Regions from separate parts of the Homo sapiens genome. Here regions 2 and 3 are each linked to region 1. The links are chromatin contacts, found by Hi-C in ENCODE. All regions are on one chromosome and are shown on one strand. Each heading gives the region's core, a stretch centred on a gene start or an enhancer-like site at or near the end of the contact. The rest is flanking DNA. Distances are from core to core; before and after follow the strand shown. Region 1 holds the start of SND1-DT (SND1 divergent transcript). Region 2 holds the start of BPGM (bisphosphoglycerate mutase). Region 3 holds the start of EXOC4 (exocyst complex component 4).

Region 1 (4,294 bases), core at 1,299-3,798:
TACCTGTCCTTGGGTTAACTATTCTTTCTAAACCTCAAATTACACATCTATAAAATGTGGCTGATAATCGTTATCTACTTGTTAGGTATTACAAATGAGACAATATGAGCAGAATAGTCAGCACAAGACATGACAATAAACAAGTAATTGGTGATATTCAGTATCCATGGGGGTAATTTGTGGGCAGTCACCGCACAGAATCCAGATGCCCTAAAAGCCTCCAGCATTGGCGGAAACAAAACTATGTTCAGCCTCATTCTATTCCCATTCCACAAATGAGAGAGACCTTTAAGAACAATTTAAACCTCAGCAAGGAGAAATCTCAGAAAGATCCACTCTTTCTTACTGCCAAACCCAACACCGGAGAGCCAAGAGATGTTTTTGTTCCTATGGTGAAGAGAAGATCAGTGCAAATGAAAAAGCTAACGAAAGAAGAGCCACTTTAGGATAATCCTTTCATGGGTCAGGTCAGTATTTCAGAGGAAAAATATATGCGGATCTTGGAAATTCTCTTCTCATTCAGTTTCAGATCAGTTCTGACCCTCCATTACACATAAACAAAAGGAAAAGGCAGTACTGAAAATCCCAAGAATCTTGGCTGGTGGCAGACTATTACCTTAAGAAATGAGCACATGGGAATTGGGCGAGGGGATCTTAAAATCAGCTTTACACACACATAAGCTGCAGAACATTTTAATCTTGTGAAAGATAACAGGGTAATAAAATAGAATTTTTTTTAAACTGGGTCTTGCTATGTTGCCCAGGCTGATCTCCAACTCCTGGCCTCAAGCAATCCTCCCACCTCGGCCTCCTAAGTGCTGGGATTACCACCATGAGCCACCGCACCAGGCCTAAAATAGAATTTTTCAAAACTTTCTACAACAGCAAAACTTGTGGAGCCTTGGGAGAAAGTATCACAAAAGATATTTGCTGTTGCAGATACAAATGTCAGAACTGCAGTATGAAACGACATCTAGAAGTTTACAGTCATCATAAACCAGAAAATTGGTAAAACCAAGAAATGTCAGGTTCCAAGATTTGGAAGGGTTTTGGGGAGGACAACTGGGGGCAAGTGATAAACTGAATTTATATTATCAAATTATCATGGAGCTAGGAGTAAATTGTAAAAATAAACTTTGCAGGTTCAAATTCAAAATTGAAGAATTTTCAAAAAGTTGAGGGTATATAAAATCAGGCAGAATCTATAGTGCTATGAGCACTAGACCAGGAATCCGAACACTTGGGCTCTTGCTATGGCTCCAACCCAAACCACCATGTGACCTTAAGCAAGTCACTTGCCTTCTTCAAGCCTATCTCCTTATCTTTAAGGGACGGGAGAACAATGATGATTACTAAGATTCTTGCCGGCCTAACCTTTTAGAAGTCAAAAGTACACAAAGATCAGGAGCTTTCAGGTCGACACAAGAGGTGGAGGGAAAGAGAGGAAAAGAGGGCCACAGAGTGAGAAAACTTGGGAGTCAAGTAACAGCGTTTGTGGGAACAGAAAAGTTTCATGATGGCCAAGTACTAGTAGAGAAGAGCCGATGTCAGGATCTCGAAAAACTACTAACTACTCAGCATATGTCAAAATGAACAGAAAGACGGGGGATGGGAGGACAGATATCAACGAATTGTCTCTGTTAATCAATCAGTAATCGATCTGTCCTGGTAAACAGACAGGAGATCCGAATGCCGCAACCTCGGAAATCACTGTGACCCCTGATGTCAAGGTGTCCGGGAGGCAAGGAACAAGGGGACTCCGTGTCTGCTTCCGTCTAGTGAGAGGATTCGGAGAATCGACGAAAAGTGAGGAAGGGGGCAGAGGAAAGGGGATCTGGGACATGGAGCAGGCTGGCGGAAGGTGGAGTCAATGCCTGACTCCCGCCCGAAGGCAGGCAGAGGGGTCGGTGTCCGGGGCCCGTTCTCACCATCTTGATGATGCCCCGCTGCACGGTGGGGACCGCGGGTCCCCCGGAGGAGCCGCCGCTCTGCGCGGAGGACGCCATGTGTGGAGATGCAAAGGCAACGAGTGGAGCGGCTGGCCGGACTGGAGGTGTCAATGTGGGTGTCGGTGTTGGTGAAAGGGAGTCGAGGCGAGGGGCAGGCTGGCTACCAGCTGCGGACGGTGGACGGGACGGACTCGCCGGGCGCTCACAGGAGCAGCAGCGGGACACGGAGCGAAAGAGACGCGATCTCCGCCGCCGCCACACGTTCTACTCGCCGCGCAAGCGTGCCAGAGCGCCACCGCCCTCCGCCCAATTAGCGCCCAGAGCCCGCCGGCCCTCAGGCCAATAGGCACCCTGCTCGCGGAGCCCCGCCTCTTGGTCCCCAAAACGGTGGTGAGTTCCAGGAAGCGCTGAAAGAGTTGATTTGCAAGGATGGGCTAAATATGGGGCGGGACTTCCGGGGCAGCCGGAGTAGGTAATGTCGGGAGGTGTAGTGGGAAGGAAAGGACACGTCAGCATCTGGCCGCGGGGCGCGGGGGGCCATGGGAGCCCCAGGGGCGGAGCCAGCCGCGCCCTCCCGCCTGACCTCGCCCATGACGTCCTTCCCCGCTGGCCTCAGGGGCGCACACTTGTATACCCACCTAGGTGGGCGCCGCTGTACCCGGGAATGCGGCCTGGGAGGGTGGAGCCACGCAGGCAGAGTCCTGGAGGAATCTCCGTACCCGCTCCACTCGACTTCCGACATTTTACCTTGGCTAAAAGTATGGAGAGAACTTGGAAAATCAGAGCTTTGTGGAACCTCCTACCGATGTGGGCTTTGACCTGCCACGCGGCCGCGCGCCCTTTTTGTAGTCAGAGAGTGTGCCTCGCCCTTGTTTGTGTCGCTGGGGTCTAGCACTTGTGAGGCGTTCCATTAATGTTTGTTGGTGGGAGGAATAAATGTCTCAGAGGAAGGACATGCCACGTATACAGGGGAGAGTGACCCTCGTTCTTCGGTCTCTTCCCAGCTGCTCCCGTGACGTTAGGGAAAAGGCTCGCTTCACGCTCTCACCCGACCCAGTGTGAAGCGCCTCCAGCCACCGGATACCTTCCCTAGCCCCAGTAAAAAGGTCGGGGAAGGAACGGGAAAGCCAAGGCCTACAAATATTTAAGTGACTGTTTAGCGAGAACTAATATTCGTTGAGTGCCCACTATGTGGAACCAAGGACCTTGCATGTGTTATGTCATTTAATCGTAAAACTTGGCTCTACACTGAAGACAGTACTTCCCTTGCAGTTCTTTTTGTTTCTTTGGTTTTGTGGCTTTTTTGAGACAAAGTCTCGCTCTGTCGCTCAGGCTGGAGTGCGGGGGCACGATCACGGCTCACTGCAGCCTTGACACTCCCAGGCTCAAGCGATCCTCCTGCCTCAGTCTCCGGTGTAGCTGGAGCTGGTACCACGGGTCCGCGCTACCACGCCCAGCTAATTTTTTTTTTGTAGAGCTGAGATTTCACTATGTTGCCCAGGCTGGTCTCCTGGGCTCAAGCTATACTCCTACCTCGGCCTCCTAAAGTGCTGGTATTACATGCATTAACCACAGTGCATGGCCCCTTGCTCTCTTAAAAGATTGTAAGTTTATTCTCCCACACTAAACATATCCCAGGGTTAAGTTTTGAGGTCACCTTCTTAGATCCCTAATTTGCCACCCTTTTCCAAAAAAAAAAAAAAAAAAAAAAAAAACCTCTGTGGAAGTTGGTTCCATCAGATTATACCCCTCTCTATCTCGTGGCTTTTTATCTACCGTACCCCTATTTCTACCGTGTCATTCATTGAAATTGTTAACACTTGGTGCACGGTCTTCAGCCAATAATCCTGAAATACTTCAATATCTACGAGCATGACTTATCCCATACCCTGACCTCTTTGCTCCTTGATCTCATCTTCAGTAAACTTGACCTCTGCACCAATTTAGGACGTTCTCCAGACAGATAAAACACCATAACTTCATAGGTACGATTGTAAACTCAAACACTTTGTCTTTGATCATAACTGCTGTCCTCTCTCCCTTCTCATTCAGTTAATTATCTTATATCTTGTATTAGTTACATAACAATTTGCCCCAAAACTTAAATACTAAAGAAAACAATAAGCATTTATCTCACAGTTTTTGTGGGTAAGGAATCTGGGGTGGGTGCCTGCCTTTTCCTCCAGGTCTTCTCTTATAAAGCTGCAGTCAAGGTGTCAAGGGGAGTTGGGAAGGGGACTGTGGTCTCATCTGAAGGTCCTCCTCTGACTGAAGGTAGATTGCTTCCCAAGCTCACTCATAGTTGCTGACAGAATTCAGTTCCTCAAGATGTTGGACTAAGAGCC
Region 2 (4,294 bases), core at 691-3,190, 7.0 Mb before region 1:
GATCGCTTGAGCCCAGGAGGCAGAGGTGGAGGTTGCAGTGAGCAGAGATTGCGCCACTGCCCTCCAGCCTGGGCAACAGAGCGAGACCCTGTCTCAAAAAAAAAATGCAAAAATTAAGAGTCACAGTTGAAATGATTTGTTTAAGATCACACAAATAGTAACAGTTTCAGGACTAAAGCCAATGTTCTTGATTTCTAACTCAGAGCTCCTTCCACTATGACACTGTTTGAATTATGCTTCTCTGAAGTCCACCACCAACTGGGGAGCATCTGCGGTGTATGAGGTGCTACTGGAATACAAAGATGGCTAAGAAAGAGCTATTCCCTGGACTCACGGGAGGCAGTTCAAAAAAAAAGAAGGCCGGGCGCGGTAGCTCACACCTGTAATCCCAGCACTTTGGGAGGCCGAGGCAGGCAGATCACCTGAGGTCAGGAATTCGAGACCAGCCTGGCCAACATGGTGAAATCCTGTCTCTACTAAAAACACAAAATTAGCTGGGCGTGGGGGCGCATGCCTGTAATCCCAGCTACTCGGGAGGCTGAGGCAGGAGAATCGATTGAATCCAGGAGGCGGAGGTTGCGGTGAGCCAATATCGCGCCATTGCACTCCAGCCTGGGCAACAGAAGCGAAACTCCGTCTGAAAACAAAACAAAAAAAAAACCAAAACAAAAGAAAGAAAGAAAGAAAAAAGACAAGGCCAGGCACGGTGGCTCACGCCTGTAATCCCAGCACTTTGGGAGGCCGAGGCAGGCAGATCACCTGAGGTCAGGAGTTCAAGACCACCCTGGCCAACATGGTGAAACCCCGTCTCTACTAAAAATACAAAAATCAGCCAGGCGTGGTGGCCTATGCTTGTAATCCCAGCTACTTGGGAGGCTGAGGCAGGAGAATCACTTGAACCCGGTAGGCGGAGGTTGCAGTGAACCGAGATCGAGCCACTGCAGTCGCTCCAGCCTGGGCGACAGAGCGAGACTCCGTTTCAAAAAAAATAAAAAATAAAAGACAAATTGACATGAGTTCTGCTTTCACTATTAAAAAACCTTTAGTACCTACAGGTGAAACTTAGCTTTTGATTTTTCCCCTTCTTGGAAAGAGTCTGCATTTAGTCAGCTAACATTCTAGTACCACTCACAAGCTAAAGATCTTCCGTAATTTGCAAGGGAGGCAGTAGGGGGATGAGAGTTATAAGTTAGCTAACAACCAACTATTCTTTAAAGCTTAACTGTGAACTTAACTGCAATTATGCATTTCATTGACCTTCTCTAGTGTAATACCAGCTCGTCCCTTAGAAAAGAGGAAAATACACTTACGTTTTTATTTCTAGTGGTTCTAAGAACTTGTGATTTGGCTCCAGATTCCTACATGAAAACACTGCATATATTCACCTCCTTCTCTTTTCACCGCATTCGAGTTTTTCTGTCTACTACACAAAATGATAGATAGGGCCAGGTCTGCCAGAACCCTAAATACAGCGGCATCGCCCTGCTTCCTTCCAGGGGATCTTACTATTGGAAGGGCTCTGCTACACAGTACCTCAGACATCCAGAAGAGAGTTTATCTTCCCTCCAACTTCTATATATTCTTGCCATAAGGACAGCACTACCAAAGCGGGCTCCTCCTCTCAGTTGACAGAACGGTGACTGCCTGCGAGGCTCATTCTGAGATAGGGACAAGGGAAAGGGACCGGGGCGATAAGTGAGGGTCCCAGCTTGAGGGCTGGAGTGGGCACCAGACTCCCACCAACGACTAAACCGGGGGAAGTAAAGAAACTGGCCTTCCCCGCACCCAAAAATAAAACATCACATCACTAAAAAATGTAAACGTTCGCAACATTTTCTAAAACAAAGCCACTCACCTGCAAAGGGGCCACCAGCAGCAGCAGCAGCAGCAGCAGCCGCTCCTCCGAGCCGCCAAAGAGCCAGCGCCTCCTAGGACTCATCACTGCCGCCGGCATCGACGCTCTTTTCTAGCCCCTGAACCAGACGTGGGCAGGTCCTAGGGCTCTGCCTATTGGAAAGTCGAACTGTCACTCATCCACGGTCCCGGCCTACTCCCGGAACAGGAGAGGTCTCTTCCGTTTACCAAATCCCAGGAGTAAGAAGTGGGGCTCTGATTGGTTTACTCTAGAGACGAGCACATACCTGAACCAGTAAGGAGTTGGCTTCGACGCCAGCGGGCAGGCTTGGGCCTAGGGAAGTAGAAAAACACACCCTAGAGCGTCGCTGGTGCAAAACCTCGGGTGCGGGGAGCATCTTAGCTGTTTGAGGTTCTAGAAAGCGTTTAACGTCTTAAAAGAAACACCTGCGGGTGAAGACAGGTGTCAGCGGACTCTTGGAAGAGAGGAGGTGATGTTTCTTTTACTTATGGGAAATTTAGGGATTGAAACCTGAAGACGAAGCCGAGGTATCCTCCCAGAAGAAGCTCCTTTCGCACAAATTACTCGTGGTTGAAAGTCTTAAGTCGTGATTAAAACAAATGCCTTTAAAGTGCCCAATTTATAGGCAGTAACGCAACCTTACTTTCTCTTACCGCTTTTATAGGGATTCCCCTAGGCAGTTTGCTGACAGTATTTTAGGTGGGGAAGAAAAGTGATTAATGGAATGCCCTAAAAGCTTATTGCACAGAGGAAGGGAGGCTAGAGTGGAATGAGAGAATGACAAATTTGGAGGCGACAATAACTGAACAAGAGAAATCTATGAAAACACCGGAAACCTGGCACGAGGCCTTAAAAGCTTCTAAGCAGGCTTGAACTACCACACGAGGTTTTGAAGCATATGTGTCAGAACTCTTGGGTGGGCGGGAAAGATAAGGAATGTTATGGGAGATTCCCTTCTTAGAAGCTATCCTAAGTAGTGTTTCGTGTCCTCCTGTGAGTTTTTCCTGTTTCATCCTCCTAACAAATGCATTAGGTTTGTGACACGCAAGCAAGTCCTCAGAATAAATTATACATACAGTTGAAAAGATAATCTTTCCACATTTGAAATTCTGTGACACACTCTTTATTGAACTCATTAAGACCTAATCGTAGCCAGTTCTGTATCTCATTTATCCATGTTAGAGCATGACAGTTCCTCCTGGGATATCAACAGAACTTTACTTCCGGGACGGCACTAATCCGAGGCTTGACAGGTCCCAGCAGGTGATAGGTCTCACCTAGTGATAGTTAGAATTTAACTTGCACAAGATTAACTAGAGTTCAGGCCAGAACAGCTGGAAGGGGCAGCTTCCAAATCTTATACATTTGCCCTCTTGCTTTTTTCTCAATATCAGTTGAGGACAAAGTAAGGAGAAAGCTTTTCTTCTACAGTGTAATAAAGCTCCTATTCAGAGTGCCCACCATCCATACTCCGGAGGCTAATGACAGTCATTACCAAGTGACAGTCTTGTGGCATTTGGCATTTAGGGCTACTTAGTCTGGACTTAAGGGCGCCTACTCATTGGATTTAAGTTTACTGTTGTTATGGACACCCATGGAATGCTAGCTTGTCACATAAAACCTTAATATCAAACATCACTTGCCTTTTAGAATCATTCGCAAGAGTATGTGGCTTATGAATGAGTCATTTTGATATAAGATGGAAGCTTATATCAGTGATTCTGTCTAGAAGGAATTAAAAAGCAGATTTTCATCAGGAGCAAGCATGTTTGTAAGACAAATGTGCACAGAGGCTAACAGAATTTCAGGAGTTACTTTTGCCCTATGGCAAGATTGTTCTCCATACTTAATTATGTTACAGTATCATATCCTGAACCCTGTGTCCTGGTCTATTCGATGAGCTGTCTCTCTTATGAATTTTTAAATAACGAGGTCGTGGTTCACAAAGATGATCATAAATCCATTTAAGGCAAAGATGAACTCCAAAGAATATTAGACTTGTACAAACTTAGTACTTGACAGGGCTTTGGAAATTAAACTCTAGCTCCTTGTTGTACAGATAAAGAAACTGAAGCTTAAGTGATGTGCTCAGAATTACTTGGTTGGGGACAAATCCTGGGCTAGGACCCAAGGTTGCTAATTCATATAATTCTGGGAAGATGCTTCCTCTTCCTGCTGCCTTCTCCTCCTCACCCCAAAAGCAATGTATTTTTTAAATTAAGATTAATTTTAGGATTCACTTCCATTGAAGACCAGTCATGAGGACTTCAGTTCTGATACAGCAAGTGATATAGATACTATGAAAATAATTCAGTGTCATCAAACAGCTTTTGATGTAGTCTCACTTTTATCCAAACAAGAAATGAAAAGCAATAAATTATTATAGCTATGTTGTCTCTTTGTCTTCCTTTCTGTTAC
Region 3 (4,294 bases), core at 1,147-3,646, 5.6 Mb before region 1:
GCTGGGCACGGTGGTTCATGCCTGTAATCCCAGCATTTTGGGAGGCCAAGGCAGGCAGACAACAAGGTCAAGCGATCGAGACCATCCTGGCCAATATGGTGAAACCCTGTATCTACCAAAAATACAAAAATTAGGTGGGTGTGGTGGCGCACGCCTATAATCCCAGCTATGCGGGAAGCTGAAGCAGAAGAATCACTTGAACCTGGGAGGCGGAGGTTGCAGTGAGCCGAGATCGCGCCACTGCACTCCAGCCTGGGGACAGAGCAAGACTCTGTCTCAAAAAAAAAGAAAAGAAAAGAAAAGAAAAGCAATATAATGCACAACAGAGATCAAAGTAAAAAATACCTAGGCCTAAATCACAGTGATAAAATGAAGGTCATATATTAATAAACTGGCATAAGAGATGGATGGATAACCACAAAATCTTAGCCATCAAGCAGTAGGGGGTTCCTCCTGGAGAATATTAAGGAATGGTCAAGCAAAGGCAATGTATGTTCTGAATTAGCATTAGTAAAAAAAGCTTTAGGTTGGCTTTCATGCTGTTTTCAAAAATATGACATTTAGAGTAAATTCAACTGGCCCTGAGGAAAATACAAATAGCATAAAAGAAATGGGAACAGCCTGGAGAATCAAAAGTACACAGATGAGATGACACATTTCACTTTCATTAGAAACAGCCACTCCTCCTGGATTTCCATAACATTTCATGTCTCTCTCGTAGTCTTATGTCATCATTTTTACTGACATGTTTTATCCCCCAGGTAAACTATACTCTCCTCAAGGGTAACACTGTGCCTGCTTCATCTTTGCAAAACTCAGGGCATTTACTCATTAAGTCAACAAATATTATTCAATATGTAATACGTGCCAGACGCCATACTGTCAACTGGCACTAAATACCTATTGTTTAAATAAATGTTGACTATAAGGTAGAAAAAACAAACAAGTTCAAAAAAGGATCCAAATAATGTCCTGGTATTCTAATTCCACAGGAAATTCAGATGGGAAACAACAAACATTCTTATTGGAATTTTAGTATCATGAGATACATCTACACTACCTGCGTATTGTCACAGCGAGAATGTGGGCCTATAGATTCACAATACAACAGCACTTCCTCTGTATGGCCTACCAAGTATATTAAGCATTTCCACACAGAGATGTTTTTCTCTTAAGCCCAAAAGAAAATTAAAGTAATGATTTAATAGGCCATAATCTTAAAGCCTCCTAAATAAGACCCATAAGATGTGTCTTTGTCAGTGAGTGGTAAGCTGTTCTAATGGTTTGATACATGCATTCATTGAAGTGCTTAGTACCTACCAGATAATGTTGGGCCCTGGGTTTTGAAAAGATGATCAATACATTCCAGAAAACTTGCAAGAACTCAAACAAAAGTTTAGTATAGGTGGGGAAAAATAGAGTGTTTGTTTATGAAAAATAAACGAGTTGAAATTCAAATGCCAACAACGTAAAAAACGTGCCATAATAAATTTTATTTAGATTGGTTTTAGTCAGTACCTGCATCATATCCAAGATTCTTGAAAGGGTTCCCCCATCCTCAATATATTTCGCTTTTTTAAAAAAAAGCTCCTAAAAGATCCACCGCTCCCACTCCACCCCCACCCTAATCTTCTGGGAGGTGCAGAGGGGCAGTGCATGGAGGATAATTTGAAATTGGTTTGGTTCTGTTTTTTAAGGAATGGACCAGAATGCGGAGGCAGGGCAAAAAATTGAAAACCGATGTGTGCCTTCAAACCCAGTCCTCCTACCAGCTCACTGCAGATTCTTGTATTTGTGGCTGTGGCCACGCACAGGTGGTTGAAAGTATCCAGAGTGTGAAAACACAAATCTGCAACTCGTGACAGGAATCTCCGGACTCCAAGGCCTTACACCCCAAAGTCCAGGAAACAAGACGCCTTTCTCAGTGAGTGCTGCTACAGGCAAACAATAAACAAGCATTTTAGGAATCAATAAACACACCTTTACACCTGGTTTTCTCTACCAAACCCAAATAGCGTGCTTTGGGGTCCCGAGACTGTAATAGAAGGTGCTGCCCCTAAAGAAAAGACTGAGGCGGGGCTCCTCTCTCTATAGCTAACCCCAGAAAAAAAAGGTGGAGGGGGAATTGCTGGGGCCCTGGGGAGGGGTTAGAGCCCTGGGGAGGGGCTGCGGGAGGCAAGGAGGAAAGGGGAGAGCAGGGTGGGACCCAGCTAACCCTTCTCCCTTCCAAAGCGGAGGTCGAGCCGCTGCCCCCAGTCCCCAGACCCTGCCTCCTGCCTCCCTCACCTGATCACAGAGATGAGCAGCCCCGAGGGGTCTTTGCTTTTGCTGACTGTGCTTCTGTATTTCCCACCAGCTGCTTCTGCCGCCATCTTGGACGCGGGGAGAGCCGCTAGGCTCCAAGGAAGCCAAGGGTGCGTAAATTCTGTATTTGACCCCGCAGGAGTCTCCACCAATGGGTGAAGAGAATTCCAGAGGCGCGGAAGTGGAAAATCCAATCACTGAAGTGAGGAGGCGGGACTAAGGGAGCAAGTTTTGAGGCCACGACGCGCGTGTTCTCTCTAAGCACTCTGGGAGTCGTAGTTTTCCTTCTCCGTCTCCTGGGCGCGCAGGAAAGCTAAACCAGCTGCAACTTCCTAAGTCTTGTAATGAGTGTCTTCATTTATCTTTATTCTGACTTCCAGCTTTTTTCAGTTTCCTTGCTTTTAGAATTTTGTCAGGCTTTAAATCAAATTTATCTGATGATGCCAAAATGTGTTAGGGTTTGTATTTAAATGAAAGAGGGGTTCTCTGCCGGATGTCTATGTGCGAAGTTTTTGCCTTAAGTGCAAGTGATTTTTTAAAAAATCCAATAAAATACGAAAATGAATATAAGCAGAAATGCTTTTCTTTAGTATTCTGTAAAACTAATGTTTCTACATTAGGTTTATGTGGAGTTCAATTTTTCCCAATGTTCCTATATTTCCAGATAGTTCTAAAACCACACGTACAGGAATAAATGAATATTGATGAAGAAAAGACAGTATAAGCTAAAAACAAACAGACCACACTGCAGATTCCTTTTTTTTTTTTTTCAAGCTAAATGAAATACTTAGTAGTAATGCACATTTGTGTTAATACTTTTACCGGTAAGTTTTTAGTATTTCCTGCATTTGGTTCCGTTGGCTTAGTCATTAATTCATAAGACCAAATGAACAAAACAAAACAAAAAAGACCAGAATGTGCGTGGAAAGTGGTTAGACTGAGGAACAAGAATAATAATAATTTAAAAGTAAGGAAGGAGGTGGCCTGCTCAGTAGCAATAAAGATTGAAGAACTTAAAGGAATAGAAAGCAAACTAACTCAGAGGTCATGGAGTTGTGAGCAGCAAGCTCAGAACACATCAATTACTTTTATTAAATAGACATCGAGCTGGTAGAAGTTCACATTTTTAAAAATTAGTTGAAGATAACACACACACACACACACACACGATAACTTAAAAGTATTCATAACCTTTGGCCCAATAATTCCAGTTCTAGGGACTTTGTTCCTAAAGAAATATAGAGTATTGACATTTTTTAAATAACACAGAAGAATTAAATAAATTATGTAACATTCAAATGAGGAAATAACATATAGCTTCTGGAAATCATAATTTTAATGGCTTTTAAAGAAAATAAGATTTTTGGGCCAAGTGTGATGGCTCACACCTGTAATCCCAACACTTTTTGAGAGGCAGAGCCGAGCAGACCACTTGAGGCCAGGAGTTTAAGACAAGCCTGGCCAACATGGTGAAACTCCGTCTCTACTAAAAATGCAAAAGTTAGCCGGACCGTGGTGGTGTGTGCCTGTAATCCCAGCTGCTTGGGAGGCTGAGGCATGAGAATTGCTTGAACCTAGAAGGCGGAGGCTGCAGTGAGCCAAGATCGTTCCACTGCACACTGCACGCCAGCCTGGGCAACAGAGGGAAACTCTGTCTCAAAAAAAAAAAAAAAAAAAAGATTTTTATGGTATAAGTACAAAAACTGGGCTATAAAATTAAATAATTCATAGAGAAAGGGAGAGGCAGTTGGGCCTAGTGGTTAAGAATGCAGGACAGGCCGGGCGCCGGGTGGCTCATGCCTGTAATCCCAGCACTTTGGGAGGCCGAGGCGGGCGGATCACGAGGTCAGGAGATCAAGACCATCCTGGCTAACACGGTGAAACCCTGTATCTACTAAAAAAAAATACAAAAAATTAGCCGGGCGTGTTGGCGGGCGCCTGTAGTCCCAGCTACTCGGGAGCCTGAGTCAGGAGAATGGCGTGAACCCGG

What was found. Hi-C counts contacts between places; a loop is a spot of excess contacts on that map. Pooled maps may share reads with other maps.
Region 2: a loop to region 1 is called in a pooled map, with 19 times the contacts of the local background. The contact joins the promoter of BPGM here to the promoter of SND1-DT in region 1. A Hi-C loop is called at or near these places in 6 of 50 pooled maps.
Region 3: a loop to region 1 is called in a map of B cell, with 13 times the contacts of the local background. The contact joins the promoter of EXOC4 here to the promoter of SND1-DT in region 1. A Hi-C loop is called at or near these places in 2 of 168 maps with a recorded cell type or tissue (B cell and CD4-positive, alpha-beta T cell) and 3 of 50 pooled maps.

The regions. Positions count from the first base shown.
Region 1 is chr7:127,650,086-127,654,379 of GRCh38, reverse strand. It overlaps SND1-DT (SND1 divergent transcript), which reads left to right and starts at 2,548. Exons shown (of 2, transcript NR_186577.1): 1 at 2,548-2,707. SND1 (staphylococcal nuclease and tudor domain containing 1) reads right to left here and starts at 2,186. Exons shown (of 24, transcript NM_014390.4): 1 at 1,929-2,186. The coding sequence starts at 2,006. RefSeq lists enhancers at 1,968-2,147, 1,972-2,590 and a silencer at 2,388-2,637.
Region 2 is chr7:134,644,499-134,648,792 of GRCh38, reverse strand. It overlaps BPGM (bisphosphoglycerate mutase), which reads right to left and starts at 1,940. Exons shown (of 3, transcript NM_001724.5): 1 at 1,856-1,940. The region is part of intron 1 of LOC124901750 (a long non-coding RNA gene); the gene reads left to right. RefSeq lists enhancers at 1,604-1,713, 1,814-1,963.
Region 3 is chr7:133,251,180-133,255,473 of GRCh38, reverse strand. EXOC4 (exocyst complex component 4) reads right to left here and starts at 2,396. Exons shown (of 18, transcript NM_021807.4): 1 at 2,287-2,396. The coding sequence starts at 2,372. RefSeq lists enhancers at 2,310-2,369, 2,580-2,629.